2 separate regions of the Homo sapiens genome follow, and region 1 is linked to region 2. Evidence: read pairs that join two places in POLR2A ChIA-PET (ENCODE). Cell type or tissue: Panc1. All regions are shown on one strand. Links, peaks and the distances in the headings refer to the core of each region. The heading gives the core; the rest is flanking DNA.

Region 1 (10,311 bases), core at 1,484-9,483, 64 kb before region 2:
TAGGGGATTGAGGCTGCAGTGAGTTGTGATCATGTCACTACACTCTAGTCTGGATGACAAAGCAAGATACTGTCTCAAAAAAACTAAAATAAATTTTCTTAAAAGTTAAATAGGCCAAGCCTGGTGGCTCACGTCTGTAATCCCAGTACTTTGGGAGGCCGAGGCCGGTGGATCACCTGAGGTCAGGAGTTCGAGACCAGCCTGACCAACACGGAGAAACCCTGTCTCTACTAAAAATACAAAATTAGCTGGGAGTGGTGGTACATGCCTGTAACCCCAGCTACTCGGGAGGCTGAGGCAGGAGAATCGCTTGAACTCGGGAGGCGCAGGTTGAGGTGAGCCGAGATTGCACCATTGCACTCCAGTTTGCGCAACAACAGCAAAACTCTGTCTCAAAAAAAAAAAAAAAGTAAATAAATTAATTTAATTAACGAGAATCCACTTTGGCACTGATAATCCATGGTGGTTTAAGAAACCCCTGCCCACTCTTGGCCAGGCACGGTGGCTCACGCTTGTAATCCCAGCACTCTGGGAGGTCGAGGCGGGCAGATCACGAGGTCAGGAGATCGAGACCATCCTGGCTAATGGGGTGAAAACCTGTCTCTACTAAAAATACAAAAAAAAAAAAAAAAATTAGCTGGGTGTGGTGGTGGGCGCCTGTAGTCCCAGCTACTCGGGAGGCTGAGGCAGGAGAATGGCGGGTGAACCCAGGAGGCGGAGCCTGCAGTGAGCCGAGATTGTGCCACTGCACTCTAGCCTAGGCGACAGAGCGAGACTCCATCTCAAAAAAAAAAAAAGAAACCCCTGCCCACTCCTACAAGTCCCCTGTTCTGTCATAGGCACCACATGCCCACTCCTACAAGTCTCCTGTTCTGTCATAGGCACCACATGAATACTCAAGCACTTGCTTGGAGATTAAGCATGTCTTCTATCAGATCCCTCAAATGAGGGTCTCACTAGGCTGGTAGAGGGGTACAACATGGCAGAATGTAATCTCTGGGTATAGGTAACAGGCCCAATTCTGACTGTGCTCCAAGTCAAACTGAGAAGCCTCTCAGAAATTTTGCCTACCTACAATTTACAACATTCTTCATGTCAGAAATAAGCTGTCATTTGCTTTAGGATCTGAAACTAATTGGAACTGAAATAATCAAACTAGTACTCAAAGGGTCTCAGAAAAGTCACTGGGGACATCCTTTAGCCTCTGTAGGCTCAAAACTATTCCCTGAGGCTTGTGACACACAGGACACCACAAAGGCTGTTCAACATGGCAGCACATGGTCTGTGTCACAGAACTGCAGGTTTCAGAGAATTCAGTGGTGGGAAGATTGCTCTTTGAGAGAGATAAAGGGGTGAATTATATCTGTTTCCTTTCAAATCTGGTATGCCGTGCTAGCTAGAGATCTGCACTGCAAAAATCCTGAACACAAACTAACCAACAAAAGCAGAAAAGACAATTTTAAACACGGAAGTGGAAGGTAAGCACTCTAAAAGACCAGAGACAGCCTCTGAAGCGACCTACCACTGAAAAGTCCCTGTTTAAGGGCCTGTAGGCAAGTTGAGCACAGACAAAACAAAGGTTCAATTACTACCGCTCTTCCAAACCTAGCTGTACTAGATAATCAAGAGCAGAAGTTTCAGAATCAAAGAAAAGGTACTTGATAACTGGCTGGTGCTAGAGATTCTCCCATTCGAACACAGCTATCCTTGCCAGTCAGCCTATCCCAAAGCATCAGCTCTGGAAGTGACTCACTACCGAGGGATGCTATTTCAATAAACAAATCAGCCACCACTCACCTGTTCACTGTAGAGAACCTGGACGTTTTTGATGATGCGACAGTGCTTCTGAAGAATGGCTACTGCCTGAGCCAGAGGCATTCCTGAAATAAAGCAAGACACCTATGTGGTTATTTTGGCTATCCATCTATTGACATCTACCACTTCACTAGGCACTGGTCCCTGCAGTAAAGCCTGGGGATGTTTGGGGGCTACTAAGGTCTACAGATACATGAGTAAATAAGAGTTCAATAAGCAGTAAGAGCTACAATAATGTTAAGCAGCAAGCACTAAGAGAATACTTGGACGGTGCACAGGTGTCCAACTCTTTGAATGCAAGGACTCTTTTGCTTATCTGTGGTGGTGGATATCACAAAAATCATGCATGGGCCGGGCGTGGTGGCTTATGCCTGCAATCCCAGCACTTTCGGAGGCCAAGGTGGGAGGATCACTTGAGGTCAGGCATTTGAAACCAGCCTAGCTAACATGGTAAAACTCTGACTCTACTAAAAAAAAAAAAAAAAAAAAATTAGCCAGGCGAGGTGGCTGCCCTTGTAGTCCCAGCTACCCGGGAGGCTGAGGCAGGAGAAATGCTTGAACCCAGGAGGCGGAGGTTGCAGTGAGCCAAGATCACGCCACTGCACTCGGCCTGGGCAACAGAGCAAAACTCTGTCTATAAAAAAAAAAAAAAAAGATGCGTATGATGCATGGACCCTTTTTACATTTTTATTTTTTTTAAGCTCATTAACTATCATTAGTGTTAGTCTATTTTATGTGTGGCTCAAGACAATTCTTCTTCCAATGTGGCCCAGGGAAGCCAAAAGGTTGGACATGCATGGAAGGGGATGGGAGGCAGTGAATATACAAAAAGTCTTCCTGGAAACAGGGACCTCCACACTGATCTGACACAGACAAGCGCTCAGAGAAAGCAAAGTAAGTATGAATCAAAGAACCAAGCAAGAAAAGCACTGACTGCATAATTCTGCAGACCCAGGTTTTGGTCCTCACTCTGCCATGGCTTAGATATGACCTGAGATAGGTCCTTTCTCTTCCTTTCTGGCACCTGTCTCTGCATCTCTGAAATGAAGGCCTATTAGAGTACATGACTTATAAGGAACAATTTTAAAAGTTTAAAATCAGGACTGGGTGTGGTGGCTCATGCCTGTAATCCCAACACTTTGGGAGGGCAGGGCAGGAGGATCGCCTGAGGCCAGGAATTTAAGACCAGCCTGGGAATATAGTAAGATCCTGTCTCTACAAAAAGTAAAAAAATTAGCTGGGCATGGTGGGATATGCCGGGACTACTCTAGGTCCTGGGGTGGCTAAGGTGAGAGGATTGCTTCGGCCCAGGAGGTTGATCCTGCAGTGAGCCATGATAAGTGCTACTGTGCTCCCGCCTGGGTGACAGACAAGACCCTATCTCAAAAAAAAAAAAAAAAAAAAAAAAAAGTTTAAGATCACTCATCCACCAGAATCAATGAATCAACTTATTTTACCAAGGATTTCACTGGATTTTTACTTAAAATCCCACAAATATCTAGTTCTTTTTATTTTTTATTTAATTTAAAAATAGCGACAAGGGGCCAGGCCCGGTGGCTCACACCTGTAATCCCAGCACTTTGGGAGGCCGAGATGGGCAGATCATCAGGTTAGAAGTTCAAGACCAACCTAGCCAACGTGGTGAAACCCTGTCTCCATTAAAAATGCAAAAATTAGCCAGGCATGGTGGCACACACCTGTAGTCCCAGCTACTCTGGAGGCTGAGGCAGGAGAACTGCTTGAACTCAGGAGGCAGAGGTTGTAGTGAACCGAGATAGCGCCACTGCACTCCAGCCTGGGAGACAGAGCAAGACTCTGTCTCAAAAAAAAAAAAAAAAAAAAAAAGCAACAGGGGCAGGGTACGGTGGCTCATGCCTATTAAAATACAAAAAAATTAGCTAGGCAGCCAGGTGCAGTGGCTCACGTCCGTAATCCCAGCACTTTGGGAGGCCGAGGAGGGCAGATCACGAGGTCAGGAGATCGAGACCATCCTGGCTAACATGGTGAAAGCCCATCTCTACTAAAAAAGAAAAAAAAAAAAAAAAAAAAAAAATTAGCCGGGCGTGGTGGCGGGCGCCTGTAGTCCCATAGTTACTTGGGAGGCTGAGACAGGAGAATGGCATGAACCTGGGAGGTGGAGCTTGCAGGGAGCCAAGATTGCGCCACTGCACTCCAGCCCGGGCTACAGAGCGAGACTCTATCTCAAAAAAAAAAAAAAAAATCAGCCAGGCATGATGGTGTGCCCCTGTCATCCCAGCTACTCAGGAGGCTGAGGTGAAAGGATGGCTTGAGCTTGGGAGGTGGAGGCTGCACTCTGGCCTGGGTGACAGAGCCAGGTGCTGTCTCAGGAGGAAAAAAAAAAAAAAAGCAACAGGGCGAGGCATTCCTGAATATCTCTTTTTTTTTTTTTGAGACGCAGTCTGAAGTCTCGCTCTGTTGTCCAGGCTGGAGTGCAATGGTGCGATTTCCGCTCACTGCAAGCTCCGCCTCCTGGGTTCACGCCATTCTCCTGCCTCAGACCACAGGCTCCCGCCACCACGCCTGGCTAATTTTTTGTATTTTTTAGTAGAGACAGGGTTTCACCATGTAAGCCAGGATGGTCTCGATCTCCTGACCTCGTGATCCACCGCCTCGGCCTCCCAAAGTGCTGGGATTACAGGCATGAGCCACTGTGCCCGGCCTGAATATCTAACTCTTAACACTTGGTTCTTTAACTCATGGCCCATTATAAGCAGATTTACATATGCCTCCAGTTTAAGTAATCCAAATTCCAATGACATCTCCAACAGTCTAAGGACTCACTGAGACCACCAAAAAGTTTGTTTCCAGGCTGGGCGCGGTGGCTCACACCTGTAATCCCAGCACTTTGGGAGGCCGAGGCAGGCGGATCACGAGGTCAGGAGTTTGAGACCAGCCTGGCCGGCTTGGTGAAACCCTGTCTCCACTAAAAATACAAAAAAAAAAAAAAAAAAAAAAATTAGCTGGGCATGGTGGTGTGTGCCTGTAGTCCCAGCTACTCAGGAAGCTGAGTCAGGAGAATTGCTTAAACCTGGCAGGCAGAAGTTGCAGTGAGCTGAGATCGTGCCACTGCGCTCCAACTTTGGCGACAGAGTGACACTCCGTCTCAAAAAAAAAAGTTTGTTTCCAGAGTCCATTATAATTTAAACAAGAAGAAACACACATAGAGACAGGTCCTGGGCAATCAAAAAACAAAGACTCATAGTTTAATGAATACAAAAACAATGTATCTGCTGTTCACCACTCTCTGGATCCCTTGTACCCTGCTCAGAGCTAACCACCCAGTGACTGGTTTTGTTTTGTTTTTTTGAGACACAATCTCACTGTGTCACCCAGGCTGGAGTGTAGTGGTGCAATCTTGGCTCACTGAAACCTCTGTCTCCCAGGCTCAAGAGATACTCCCACCTCAGTCTCCTGAGTAGCTGGGACTACAGGCATGTGCCACCACAACTGGCTAACTTTTAAATTTTTGGTAGAGACTAGGTCTCACTGTGTTGCCCAGACTGGTCTTGAACTCCTGGGCTCATGTAATCCTCCCACCTCCGCTTTCTAAAGTGCTAGAATTACAGGTGTGAGCCACCGCACGTGGCCAATACAGTGACTATTGAATAAATATTTACTGAGTGGGACTGATGGATTGTAGAGTGGGTGACAAGAGAAAGGAAGGAAAAGGGACCATGGCTTCATCCGATGGCAGTCAGTTCACATTTAAATCAGTTGGCCTCCAGGTCAAAGAGATGCGATATGCAAAAAAGAGCTGACAAATGAAGAATTAATTAGAAGGTAAAAAGCTCATGGCTCATCTACATTTAAACAATCTGATTCTACCCTCATCTGAGAGGCCATTCTTCAGTCTGAAGAAAGTTGAAGGCAATCATCACAAGGCTGACTTATAATCTTTAAAAAAGCACTTTTCAGCCTTCCATAGCATAAAACCTGGCCCACAGTAGGGACTCAATAAATGTTTGAGAATATGAACAAGCTGGATGCATCCCTCACCTTTGCCATTCCTAAATGGAGGAACATCTATGCTGTCATTCCCAGGAGGAATGGACAAACATCCACGTGCAGAAGACAGAGAAACTCAGTTAGTTAGATGTCAAGAAAGAGGAAGGCCGCATGGCTTCTCTGATCCACGTGGCACATGCCAGTTTCTTTTTCTTTTTTTCAAAGAGACGGGGTCTTGCTATGCCACCCAGGCTGGCCTCAAACTCCTGAGCTCAAGCTATCCTCCCGTCTCGGCCTCCCAAAATGCTGGGATTATAGACATGAGCCACCGCTCCCAGCCCATGCCAGTTTCTTGAGGGAGGATTCCATTTACCACATCAAAGGATGTCTCAGCATCTTAGGATCTTAGGATCCTGAGTCACCCAGGGAGAAACTCACCCAGAGGAGACGAAGCAGCCATGGTGACTGGTCATCACACAGCTACTGGTAAAGGAGGGCTACGAAAGATCTCTAAAGGGAACTAACTATATGAATGGCAAAGAAACAGGAGCACTATCCCAGCTCTAACAGAATGGTCAGCCTTCTAAACCGCACAAATCTTTGTCTCACAGATCTCAGCACTTGCCTGCTTATAACCTCTCAATGGCTTCCCATTGCAGGCAGATAAAACCCAAACACCATGTCATCACCAAAGGCCCTGAATATTCTGGATCTTACCCATCTATATCTTCTTTCCACTGTTCACCCTTTGTTACTTGCACACGTCAAGCTCCTTCTCACCTCAGGCTTCTGAATTAGCTCTTGTTGCTGCTGGAATCTGGAATGCTCTACCCAAAGCTGCCTCTTGTTCGCACTTTAGGTCTTGGTCACACCTCACTTCCCTCACTGCCTTATTCAATGAAGCCTCTCATACCATTTATTTATCTGTTAGTCTCCCTTATATCCTCACAGAGGTAGGACCTTGTCTGTCTTGTTCACCTCAATACCTCCCAGCACCCAATCACTGTGCCTGGCACAGCTGTAGGTGGTCATGCACATCTGTGAAACAAAGCAATTAGGTAGAACACTTAGGTCCTATACCACGAATCCTGTTGACCACCCTCCTTCTCTTGAACTCCTATTGTCTCTCCACCAATACTACTCTCCTCTAACTTTTCCAAGTCTCTCCAATAGGCTATGTTTCTTCTGCTCATCCCTGGTTCAACTAACCACCCAGTTTCTGACTCATATCTCCATCTGTTTTCTGTATACATCTAAAGGCAAATAAAAGCCAACAGATTAAAAGTGATCTTTTCATCTTCTCTGTATTCTAGGTCTCAATATCTATGTCCAACATCATACAGAGTTTCTCAAGTCAGAAACCTCTAGATTCCTCCTTCTTCCCCACCTCTCCAAATCCAGTTCTTCCTAAACGAAAGCCCACAATACACTTCACTAATACATATCCTTTTTTCCACAGATTTGCACAGATTCCAACACAAAGTATCCTTGATAGTATCCCAGGCAGCTATAACCAAACAGAATTGGGACTCTGGGAAATCCATTTTCTTCTTCTACCAGTACATCATGCTCTAATTATAATACCAAATTGCTTATAGTTCCCTGCACACATCATCTACCTTTTCTCCTGTGGTTTTTTTTTTTTTTCTTCTTTCATTCGACTGGAAGATTTCCAGCTCCTGTTGTTTGGCAGGAAGCCTTCTCTGAACCCCTAGGTCAGGTCAAGTCCCTTCTTCTTCCCCTCCACAGTACCCTATACATCTTCTACTTGATTATAATAAAAGGAACTATTTCTATAATCCCTCTCTATCACTAGACTAAGCTCTTCAGGGAATAAGATCATTTCTTTTTTTTTAAATTTTTATTTATTTATTTTTTATTTAAATAGAGACAGGGTCTCACTATGTTACCTAGGCTGGTCTCAAACTCTTGGCTCAAGTGATCCCCTCACCTCAGCCTCCCAAAGTACAAGCATGAGTCACTGTGCACTGTTTATTTTCAATGTTTGTGAGCAGAGTTCACAGAGGTAGATGATGCCTTCAACACAGTGAGCCTTCAGTCTCTGTGGAACAAGGTAATCTCGGAGAAGGTATTTTCTTCACTGACCCTTTAAATCTACCTTTTTTAGTCCCTTTCAAGACTAATTTCAAAAACAAATTCAGAGACTTGCCTCTGCATCAATACATTCTGCAACTCTCATTGAAAACATTTCAGGGCCCGGCACAAATGCTCATGCCTCCCAGCACTTTGGGAGCCGAGACGGGAGGATCACTTGAAGTCAGGAGTTCGAGACCAGCCTGGTCAACATCGTGAAACCCCATCTCTACTAAAAGTAAAAAATTACCTGGTGTGCGCAAGCCTATAATCGCAAGAGGCAGAAGTTGCAGTGAGCCAAGATCACGCCACTGCACTCCAGCCTGGGCGACAGAGTAAGACTCTGTCTCAAAAAAAAAAAAAAAAGAGGCTGGGTGCGGTGGCTCACGCCTGTAATCCCAGCACTTTGGGAGGCCGAGGTGGGCGGATCACGACGTCAGGAGATCAAGACCATCCTGGCTAACACGGTGAAACCCTGTCTCTGCTAAAAATACAAAAAATTAGCTGGGCGTGGTGGCGGGCGCCTGTAGTCCCAGCTACTTGGGAGGCTGAGGCAGAAGAATGGCATGAACCTGGGAGGTGGAGCTTGCAGTGAGCCAAAATCACGCTACTGCACTCTAGCCTGGGCAACAGAGTGAGACACCGTCTCAAAAAAAAAAAAAAAAGAAAAAGAAAAAAAGAAAACAAAACATTTCAAATCTGCACTGCCTTTACTCCACTGCTGGTCAAATCATCAGTGACATTCATATTCACAGAGATTCTGCTTGGCCTAGGTTTTCCTTTCCCTGTGTTGCTCGCATTTCCCTAATCATCCAACATTATACAACCAGGAAGGCAGCCAAGGAGCTGCCAGGATGCAGCTTCCCATTGTGATGCCAGGCAGATAATTGCATCTGCATTTGCACAGATTCCAATAAGAAACCTGGTGACAAAGTTGAGTCCACTTTCAGAAGGAAAGAGCAGTGGCATGCAGGATATGCCTGTTTGGCGACTTTTGTTTATCATCTCTCTCTCTGAGCCTGTCCCTCACCTGGCAAAAAGAGATAACAACACCTATCTTACAAGCCTGTGGTGGCAAGAGGTAAGTTCTTCCTGGTTCACTAGCCTAGGCATGTAATTCTAAAGCAGATTCCCTTCCGAGACCTATCCCTACCTAACAGCCCCAAATGTAGTTTGGACGTGTTCAGGGTGGGGGAGGAGATTGACAGAGGTGGAAAATGACTTTCCATTTTTAAAGTCTGATAAAGTTAAATTAACACCATCTCTCAGGCAGACACCATGTAAAAATGAATTTTAAGACCCAAGGGAATCATGAAGCCTCTGGGCCAGTCTATGAGCTTCCCCCTAAAATTCAATTCTTGACCCAATATACAGAAATGCCCTTCTCACTGTTTTTGGTTGCTATTTAGACAGTTTGTAAGAACTGTGTAAACCCTTGATTCCTGGGAAACTAGCAGAGCTAGGAGTCAGGGTTAGGGTATCAAAACAACAGCTGAGAGAAGCCTTGCTCTCTCACTCAGTTTTCTGGAAATCCTCATCTCAATTAATATCCTAGTAACTACTTTTTTTTTTTGTCTCCTTGAGACAGGGTCTCTCTCTGTCACCCAGGATCACGCCCAGTGGTGTGATCATGACCCACGGCAGCCTTGACCTCCCAGCCTCAAGTGATCCTTCCATCTCAGCCTCCCGAGTAGTTAAGACTACAGGCCTGGCTTTTTTTTTTTTTTTTTTTTTTGGTAGAAACGAGGTCTCACTATGTTGCCTAGGCTGGTCTTGAACTCCTGGCTTCAAGCTATCCTCCTGTCTCAGCTTCCCAAAGTGTTGGGATTACAGCCATGAGTTACTGCACCCAGTCCCTACCACTGCTTTTGACCAAGGGACTCTGAATACTTGTACCACCAAGAGATCCACAACCTAGTCACACTACTAAGCACAGTTTGAAGCTATGGTTGTGGTTTTTATCCAGCCGTGGGAGGATCTTGCTTGGGTAGAAGCTGTCAAGGAGAGGGGAGGAAAGGAGTTAACCAGAAGCCAAACAGCATTAGCATGGTATCACCAGCCTTCCAACCAAGCTCTTAGTGCTTCACGAGAGAATGGAGCATTTTGTACCAGCTAATATTTTGGAAAGAACTCTGCAGGAGTGGTGTTAAGTTATGAAAGAATTTGGCCAACTCCCCTAAATTAAACCGGCTTTTATGGTTGGGCATGGTGGCTCACACCTGTAATCCTAGCACTTTGGGAGGCCAAGGCGGATCACTTGAAGTCAGGAGTTCGAGACCAGCCTAGCCAACATGGCGAAACCCAATCTCTACTAAAAATACAAAAATTAGCCGGGTGTGGTGGCAGACGCCTGTAATCCCAGCTACTAGTAGGGAGGCTGAGGCAAGAGAATTGCTTGAACCCGGGAGGCAGAGGTTGCAGTGAGCCGATATTGTG
Region 2 (10,311 bases), core at 1,442-9,441:
AAATCAGAACAAGATAACTATTTTAAAACAAATATTAAAATAAATTGAAAAACATTTCAATAACATGTATCAGGAGGGAAAACAGGTTATATTACATTGTCAGGGGGAGGGTAAACTGGCTAATGATTTTGGGAAGGCAATTTGGGGGAATAAGGGTGCATTTTCCTTTGACACAGCAATGCCACGTCTGTGAATTAGCCTAAAACTTAATCAAAGATGTAAAAAAAAATTCTATTACAAGAATGTTCATTCTCAGGGGATTTTTGTAAATAATGGTAAATGATCAGAAATAACCTAGACGCCCAATGATAATGAGCTGAATAAATAAACTTCCAAATTGAACACTGACCTTTAAAAAGCCTGCTAGAGGATAGGCGCGGTGGCTCACGCCTGTAATCCATGTGCTTTGGGAGGCCAAGGCAGGCAAATCATCTGAGGTCAGAAGTTCGAGACCAGCCTGGCCAACATGGTGAAACCCCGTCTCTACTAAAAATACAAAAATTAGCCGGGCATGGTGGCAGGTGCCTGTAATCCCACCAACTCGGGAGGCTGAGAAAGGAGAATCACTTGAATCCAGGAGGCAAAGGTTGCAGTGAGCCAAGATTGCACCACTGCACCCCAGCCTGGGCGAAAGAGTGAGACTCCATCTCAAAAATAAAAAGCCTGCTAGAGGCCGGGCATGGTGGCTCACGCCTGTAATCCCTGCACTTTGGGAGGCCAAGAAGGGTGGATCACGAGGTCAAGAGATCAAGACCATCCTGGCCAACATGGTGAAACCCCGTCTCTACTAAAAATACAAAAATTAGCTGGGTGTGGTGGCACGCACCTGTAGTCCCAGCTACTCAGGAGGCTGAGGCAGGAGACCTGCTTGAACCCGGGAAGCCGAAGTTGCAGTGAGCTGAGATCATGCCACTGCACTCCAACCTGGTGACAGAGCGAGACTCTGTCTTAAAAAAAAAAAAAAAAGCCTGCTAGAATCCAGGCAGGTCTGCTGATCCTTGACCACCAAAAACAAGCATCCCTCACCACCAAAAACAAGCATGTTACACGGGATGTTTACATTATGCTGTTAATGGAAAAAAACATAGTAAATACTGGGTAAAGAAAACCATTAAGCCTACACACATACACACACACACGACTTGCCATTGTTATACTCTATCAAATCTACATGAACACTGTATCAGTGAACACTAAACCACTGTTCCTAGGGGAAATGCAGACGTAGGTTCCTTCTAGCCTAACATCTTCCTCAACTGATCAATACATAATTTTGTTTTATGTATGCTTCTGTTCAGACATCATCTTCAATATATATTGCTGATTCACTAACACTGAACTCACAGCTGACAGCACTGTAACTCATGACTGAAGGGAACTTATCTAACATGTACATTTTCTCCATAAGGCACATTACGGCCTTCTTGCATTTAAGGAATACTAGACTGCACTTTAACATTATGCTTGTGGGCCATTTTAAACAGTGAAATCACCAACAAAAAGCACAAAATGAAAACTTATAAAACATAGAGAACATCACAGCAACACTGACAGTAATTTCTTTCCAAAGGAGACATGCTGTTTTTTCCCTGACAATGAAGAGTTGTTCCTACCCACAGACCAATGAATCATCCAACAGTAATACTGGGATGGCCATAGGCACCCAAGAAAACAAGATATTCCACTGAAGAAGTATGTACCCTGTCGCTTGCTGTAATCATTTCTGTAGTCTATTCAACAGATTCCTTTAGAAGATACTTGGTTCTGACTCATCCTCCTTTAGCCACATGCACCTCCCTGTTCATAAATGGACAGTCAGCTGCTCAACTGTCAGATAATCTCTACAGTCATTCAATCTTGTTTGCCTCTGAATCATAACTGGGTTGCATGTATGTGTAAAAATAGCTTCTTCTATAGTGATTTAATGTAATTTACCGATCATCTTACAGTCCAAAAGAGAAATCATAAAATGAAAAACTAAAGAAAGTGTCTGGAGGCCGGGTGTGGTGGCTCACACCTGTAATCCCAGCACTTTGGGAGGCCGAGGCAGATGGATCACGAGGTCAGGAGATCGAGACCATCATGGCTAACACAGTGAAACCCCATCTCTACTAAAAAAATACAAAAAAATCAGCTGGGCGTGGTGGCGGGCACCTACTCAGTAGGCTGAGGCAGGAGAATGGCGTGAACCCGGGAGGCGGAGCTTGCAGTGAGCCGAGATGCGCCACTGCACTCCAGCCTGGGCGACAGAGCGAGACTCCGTCTCAAAAAAAAAAAAAAAAAAAAAAAAAAAGAAAGTGTCTGGAATTCAATAGATTTAATACACTGTGTGTGTGTGCGTATACACATATAAATACATATTCAATAAATGGATACTAAACTCAGACTTCTGTTAAGAATAAATTAGACCCTCCAAAAAGTCATAAAAATGTATTAACTTGCCACCAATATGCTCTCCACATAATTATTTTAATTTGGTTTCACTGTATTTTTCTTTTCTTACATGAAAAGCTGAGCCAAGATAAATTCTGACTTTCACCCTTCAGTTGCAGCCATTTCCTCTGAAGTGATGTAAAGCAGTAAAAATCTACCAGCTAGATTCTCAGATAAAATGTACCCGATAAACAAGAAGAGGATACTAACAAAAAAGGAACATTTGTAGCACACACAAAAAAGAGCTCTTGGTGAAACCCTGTCTCTACTAAAAAAAAAAAAAAAAATACAAAAAATTAGCCAGGCGTGGTGGTGGGCACCTCTAGTCCCAGCTACGCGTGGGAGGCTGAGGCAGGAGAATGGCGTGAACCCGGGAGGCGGAGCTTGCAGTGAGGCGAGATCGCACCACTGCACTCCAGCCTGGGCGACAGAGCGAGACTCCGTCTCAAAACAAACAAACAAACAAAAAGCTCTGTTGAAATATAGTAGAAATTAAGACCCAATATAAGACTCTGAAGATAAAGTAGAGGAAATCTTCTGGAAGGTAGACCAAAAAGACAAAAGAGACAGTAAGAAAATAAGGTAACAGGATCATTCCTGTGGGTCTAACATCCAAATAGTAGATGTTCCAGAAAAGAATAGAAAAAATATAAGAAAGGAAGTCATCAATTAATATAAGAAAATTTCCTTACGAAGGACACAGCTGCCATACTGTAAAGGGCTGGCAAGTACCCTGCACAAGGAATGACTGTGGACCGACACTAGGTTACATCATAGATAAATACCAAAACATGGAGACAAAGATTTTACAAACTTCCAAAGACGGGGAAATTGGTCACAAACAGATCAGGAAACACAATGACTTCAGAGATTTTCAACTGCAACATTTAAACCAAGACAATGAAACAAGGCCTTCTTAACGAAAATAATCTCTAACCTCAAACTCTAGAACAAGACAAACTTACAATAAAGTATCGTAGAATAAAGACACTTCAAATATGCAACAACTCTGTTATCCACAAAGAGACCGTAAACCAAGAAACAGGAAGACAGAAAAACTGAAAAAGAAACAAAAAGAAAAAAACAAAAAAGCCCCTCACAGCAGAGGATGAACACAGAAATCAGTATGAAAGCAGTGCGCTGGATATAGAGGACAATCAGTCTAGATTGAAGAGATGGACATTCTGAGGATGGTCATCACCAAGATCCTGAGGGCAAAATGCTCATATATAAGCCTTCCCCACTGCTGGGACCAGCTAAGGACACTCATTTGAGCTGACAAAGGTGATGTGCTTTGACTCACTCCTGTGAAAAGAAGGTAGCTCTGGAATGAGACATCAATTTTGACAAAAGAAATTAAAAAAAAAAAAAAAGGATAAAAGAAGGTAGGTCATGGTGAGCCTAGAAGCAGAAAATACCAGAGCAGCTAACTCCCTCTGACCATATTCCTCCACATCTCCGGCACACGGTGAGCAATGGTTTCAGTGTGCCAGATGCCCTAACTCCAGTGTGAGCCCTAGGTTTCCCATAATCCACTCATGACTGTGCTCACAAGCTTCCCCAGGGAGGCTCTAAAAATTCACAGGGAAGCTGAATCCGGACTTGACCCTAAGATTCTGTTCAGCTCATCTTCTAGGAGCTGCATCTGAAAGTGACATTAGAAGGCTGGGTGCGGTGGCTCACGCTTGTAATCCCAGCACTTTGGGAGGCCGAAGAGTGTGGATCACAAGGTCAGGAGATCGAGACCAGCCTGGCTAACACAGTGACACCCCATCTCTACTAAAAATACAAAAAATTAGCCAGGTGTGGTGGTGAGGGGGCCCGTAGTCCCAGCTACTCGGGAGGCTGAGGCAGGAGAATGGCGTGAACCCAGGAGGCGGAGCTTGCAGTGAGCCGAGATCGCACCACTGCACTCCAACCTGGGTGACAGAGCAAGACTCCTCTCACCAAAAAAAAAAAAAAAAAAAAAGAGAGAAAGTGACATTAGAGTCCGTTGTTTACACTGCCCTGAAGTGTGTGCTTCCTAGTTTCATTTTTTTTAAAAACTAAACAATGCGTTATTTAGAGATATATGCACAGGAAATAAAATGACAAAGAAAAGTAAGGGAACAAATACATCAATCAGGATAGTGATTATTTTGTGGGGGGAGACGGGTTGAGGAAAAGAACTGTAAAGTTTTCTTTCTCTTTTTTTCTTTTTTTTTTTTTTGAGATAGCATCTTGCTCTGTGGTATGAACACGGCTCACTGCAGCCTTGATTTCCAGGACTCATTTTGAGATAGCATCTTGCTCTGTGGTATGAACACAGCTCACTGCAACCTTGATTTCCAGGACTCAAGGGATCCTCCTGCCTCAGCCTCCCAAGTAGCTGGGACTACAGGCCTGTATCACGACACCTGGCTAATTATTTTATTTTTTTGTAGAGATGGGGTCTCACTTTGTTGCCCGGGCTGGTCTGTAACTCCTGGGCTCAAGTAATCCTCCCTCCTTAACCTCTGAAAGTGCTGCAATTATAGGTGTGAGCCACCATACCTGGCCAACTGTGCAGGCAGTACTGTTCAACAGAAATATATAATGTGAATCACAAATGCAAGCCACATATGTAACTGTAAATTGTCTAGCAGGCATTTTTTTTTTTTTAAGAGACAGGGTCTCCCTCCTTCACCCAGGTTGGATTGCAGTGGCACCATCACAGCTCACTACAGCCTTGAACTCCTGGGCTCAAGCAAACCTCCCACTTCAGCCTCTCCAGGAGCTAGGACTACAGGCACACCCCACTATGCCCAGTCACTTAAAAAATGTTTTTATTTTTTAAGGATGGGGTCTCACTATGTTGACCAGGCTGGTCTCGGACTCCTGGCTTCATGCAATCTTCCCACCTTGGCCTCCCAAAGTGCTAGGATTACAGGCATGAGTAACTGCACTCGGCCTAGTAGGTATTTTTTAAAAAGTAAAAAGAGGTGAAATTAATTTTAATAATGTTACTTAACTCAAAACATCTAAAATTTTCAACATGGTATCAAGCAAGCAATATCTTGGGTCAGGCACAGTGGCTCACGCCTGCAATCCCAGCACTGCGGGAGGCTGAGGCAGGTGGATCACTTGAGCTCACAAGTTCGAGACCAGCCTGGGCAACATGGGAGGAGGGCTTGAGCCTGGGAGACAGAGGTTGCAGAGAGCTGAGATCGTGTCACGGCACTCCAGCTTGGGTGACAGAGCCAGAACTTGTCTCAAAATATATATATATATTCCTATTGCTATATATATGTATGCGTGTGTGTGTGTGTGTGTGTGTGTGTGTGTGTATACACATATATATATATGCCTGTAATCCCAGCTACTCAGGAGGCTGAGGCAGGAGAATAGCTTAAAACCCAGAAGGTGGAGGTTGCAGTGAGCCAAGATCACGCCACTGCGCTCCAGCCTGGGCAACAGAGCGAGACTCCAACTCAGAAAAAAAAAAACACAAAAAAAACACCAAAATCATATAATACATTTAACGTAGACTTGAAATAAGGCTCTCAGCTTAAACATTTTACCTATATATGTTGGTCATTTAGACATTTCTCACGTTTTACATAAACGTGGCAGGTTATGCTATTCATGATGACACTTAGAAAACTAATTTAGTTAAGTTGATAGAAATACATACAAAAACACACTGTGAAACAAACCCAGAAAAAATAATGAGTATAAAACTGGATCCATATATGTATGTGTGTGTGTACATATATATATATAGCAATATATTACATTATTTTGGATATATATTTTGGATATATATACATATATTTGGATCCATATATATATTACATTTTGGATCCATATAAATACATTACATTATTTTTGTTTTTCATACCAGGTTTCAAAATCTGGTTTGTGTTTTTTCACACATCACATGTGAATTCACACTAGCGACATTATAAGTGTTCAACAGCCACATGTGGATTGTATAATAGCTACCATACGGAACATCAGTCCTACTATACCTATGTTCCTTTTATTATTATTCCTAAAATGTACATGTTTTTATCTATTCTTTGTAAGACACATCTAACAAATGAAAAATAACTTAAAAGAATTCCTAAAAGGAAAATGCATCAAGTACAGTAGTCCCCGCTTAGCCACAGTTTTGCTCTCCATGATTTCAGTTACTCACAGTCAATCACGGTCCAAAAATATTATATGAAAAATTCCAGAAATAAACAATTCATAAGTTTTAAATTGCACTCCTTCTCTCCAGAGAGGTGAATCATCTCTTTGTCCAGCACATCCATGTTTTATAAGGAATGTGTCCATTAGTTACTTAGTGGCCATCCTGCTGCAGTATGGCAGTGCTTATGTTCAAATAACCTTAATTTTACATTGATTACTGTATATTGTTATTAGTGTTCCACTTTATTTTTTTAAACTTTTAGTTTTTTGGAGACAGGGTTTTGCTCTATTGCCCAGGCTAGAGTGTCATGGCTCAATCATAGTTCACTGTAGGCTCAAACTCCTAGGTTCAAGCAATTCTCCCACCTCAGCCTCCCAAATAGCTAGGACTACAGGTGCATGCCACCATACCCGGCTAATTTTTAAACTTTTTTGTACAGACAGGGTCTCATATTGCCCAGGCTGGTCTCAAACTCCTGGACTCAAGCAATCCTCCTGCCTTGGTCTCCCAAAACATTGAGATTATAGCTGTGAGCAGCCTTGCCCGGCCACGTTCTACTTTATTATTAGTTAAGGTTGTTAATCTCTTACTGTGCCTAATTTATAAACTAAACTTTATCATACGTATATATGTATATCTGTATAGGAAAAAAACAGCACATATATAGGATTTGGTACTATCAACAGTACAGGAATCCCTGAAAGTCTTAGAACGTTATATATACATATATATGTGTGTGTCTTAGAACATAATGCTATATATATTGACATATAATTTATATATTATATATTTATATATTATATATAATTTATGTGATATATATTACATATAAATATGTGATATATAAATTATATATATAACATATATTATATATATCACATATAATTTATATATGATATATTTATGATATATATATATCAGTAGAGTAACTTGGTGGACCAAAATAACTCTAAATAAGGCTTTGGAAGGTGGTATGTGGAGTTTGCATCAACTTACCTAATGATTACTTATTAGCAGTAGTGTAGTATGCAAAGAACAGACTTAGGGGTAAAAAATAAGTGGGTCTGGGTCCTGGCTGTACCAGGAAACAGATAATACGACTTTTGAAGGTTAACTTAGCCTCCTGGCCTCAGTTTCCTCAGCTGTAAAATCAAGCTATCACCAGATATGTTCTAAAATTAAACAGTTCTTCTATACAGTGCAGTATTAGGAGAATTAGTGATAATGTAAACCATCTAGCACAGTGTCCGGTGGTAGTGATCACCATAAAAACTGCTTTGCAGTTCTCAAAAAGCATTTAAAATGGTTCATGGGAGGCCAAAGTGGAAGGATCACTTGAACCCAGCCAGGAGTTCGAGACCACCCTAAGCAACATAGTGAGACCCCATCTCTACAAAAAGTAAAACAAAAAAAAACAGCTGGTGCGGTGGCATGTGCCTACAGTCCCAGTGAGGTGGAAGAATCGCTTGAGCCTGGGAGGTTGAAGCTGCAGTGAGCCATGGTTGTGCCATTGCATTCCAGCTTGGGAGACAGAGTCTGTCTCAAAAATAAACAGAATGGGGCCGGGCGCGGTGGCTCACGCTTATAATACCAGCACTTTGGGAGGCCAAGGTGGGCAGATCACCTGAGGTCAGGAGTTCGAGACCAGCCTGGCCAACATGGTGAAACCGTCTCTACTAAAAGTACAAAAATCAGCCGGGTGTGGTGGCAGGCTCCTGTAATCCCAGCTACTCAGGAGGCTGAGGCAGGAGAATAGCTTGAATCCGGGAGGCGGAGGTTGCAGTGTGCCGAGATTGCGCCACTGCACTCCAGCCTGGCAGACAAGAGACTCTGTCTCAAAATAAGTAAATAAATAAAAAATAAATAAAATGGTTCAGAGTTCTGAAATACTCACAAATTACATAATGGTGATGGTTGTGAATATATTAAAAACCACTCAGTGGCCAGGCGCGGTGGCTCACACCTGTAATCCCAGCACTTTATGAGGCCGAGGTGGGTAGATCACCTGAGATGAGGAGTTCAAAACTAGCCTGACCAACATGGAGAAACCCTGTCTCTACTAAAAATACAAAAAATTAGCCAAGCATGGTGGCACATGCCTGTAATCCCAGCTACTCGGGAGGCTGAGGTAGGGAATTGCATGAACCCGGGAGGTGGAGGTCGTGGTGAGCTGAGATGGCGCCATTGCACTCCAGTCTGGACAACAAGAGTGAAACTCCATCTCAAAAAAAAAAAAAAGAAAAAAAAAAAAAAGGCTAGACACGGTGGCTCACAAGGTCAAGAGATCGAGACCATCCTGGCTAACATGGTGAAAACCCGTCTCTACTAAAAAAATACAAAAAAATTAGCCAGGCGTGGTGGCGGGCTCCTGTAGTCCCAGCTACTCGGGAGGCTGAGGCAGTAGAATGGCATGAACCCGGGAGGCAGAGCTTGCAGTGAGCTGAGATCATGCCACTGCACTCCAGCCTCGACAACAGAGCGAGACTCTGTCTCAAACAAACAAACAAAAAACACCATTCAGTTGTGTAATTGGTGAATTAAGATGCTGACTTTCGTTTCAATTTTTAACTTCATGTAATATCTTATTTTAATATTTTATAAATAGCTTTTAAAAAAGTGAGTATAGTCTCACTGAGAATATGTGTCAGGAAGAACCAAAAAGCTCAATTCTCTCCCCTGGTCAACTGCCTGAATTTTCTTTTTTTCTTCATATCCAATGTTTTCATACAGAATATTCAGGATGGATATTTTAACCTTGGCCAATACATTTAAGGAAAATAAAAAATGTTTTAGGGGTTTTTTTTGTTATTTGTTTGTTTGGAGATGGAGCCTTGCTCTGTCACCCAGGCTGGAGTGCCGTGGTGCGATCTCTGCTCACTGCAACCTTTGCCTCCCAGGCCCAAGCAACTCTCCCACCCCAGCCTCTCTCAAGTAGCTGGAACCAGAGGCATGCGACACCACGCCTGACCAATTTCTGCATTTTTATTTTTATTTTTTTTGAGATGGAATTTTGTTCCCAGGCTGGAGTGCAGTGGCGCGATCTTGGCTCACTGCACCCTCTGCCTCCCAGGTTCAAGTGATTCTCCTGCCTTAGCCTCCCGAGCAGCTGGGACCAGAGGCACCCACCACCATGCCCAGCCAATTTTTGCATTCCTAGTAGAGACGGGGCTTCACCATGCTGGCCACGCTAGTCTTGAACTCCTAACCCCAGGCGATCCACCCGCCCTGGCCTTCCAGAGCACTGGGACCAAAGGCACGAGCCACGGCACCTGACCCAGTAAAAAAATGGCCAAGAAATGTTCTGGATAGCAAAGGGATGGATAGAAACTCAGGACTAAAAAGCTGGTGTGAATAAATATCCTAAAAAAAAAATTTAAAGGGTTCTCCCAAATGGCTCATTACTTAGAACACTGTTCTGCAAACAGGGCCACACGATTATTAGAAACTATCATTGTTATTATATGGAACAAACTTTGAACATCTATGATATGGGCAGATTTGTTTATTTGAAAACATCTACATTCTTCTAATGTAAATGTCGAAGTCACAAGTTTCTAGGCCATCCTTTTGTTTTAATCTGAAGATTAACCTGTCTTTACATCTGAAGTTTTAAAACACAAAAAGGCTCAGTACTGACTGCATACATGGGTAAAAGGTTTTTCATCCACAAAAACAACCTGCCAACCATCCCCAGACTCAGCCCTTTCCCTCTTAGGTACAGC

The links. Peaks named below come from ENCODE experiments on the same cell type or tissue, not always from the same donor. Only the 100,000 strongest peaks of a DNase experiment are listed, where the experiment ranks them.
Region 1: POLR2A ChIA-PET joins it to region 2 with 24 read pairs; 10 of 35 experiments call an interaction of 5 or more read pairs at or near these places.

The regions. Positions count from the first base shown.
Region 1 is chr16:67,111,681-67,121,991 of GRCh38, reverse strand. It overlaps PHAF1 (phagophore assembly factor 1), which reads right to left. Exons shown (of 16, transcript NM_025187.5): 2 at 1,798-1,880. Among named protein-coding and RNA genes, the nearest start is that of PHAF1, 6.9 kb to the right of the region's middle. In Panc1, for the core only: no CTCF peak of the experiment used is centred there; a DNase peak (open chromatin) is centred at 6,191.
Region 2 is chr16:67,047,340-67,057,650 of GRCh38, reverse strand. All of the region lies in intron 3 of CBFB (core-binding factor subunit beta), which reads right to left. Among named protein-coding and RNA genes, the nearest start is that of CBFB, 23 kb to the right of the region's middle. In Panc1, for the core only: no CTCF peak of the experiment used is centred there; a DNase peak (open chromatin) is centred at 1,730.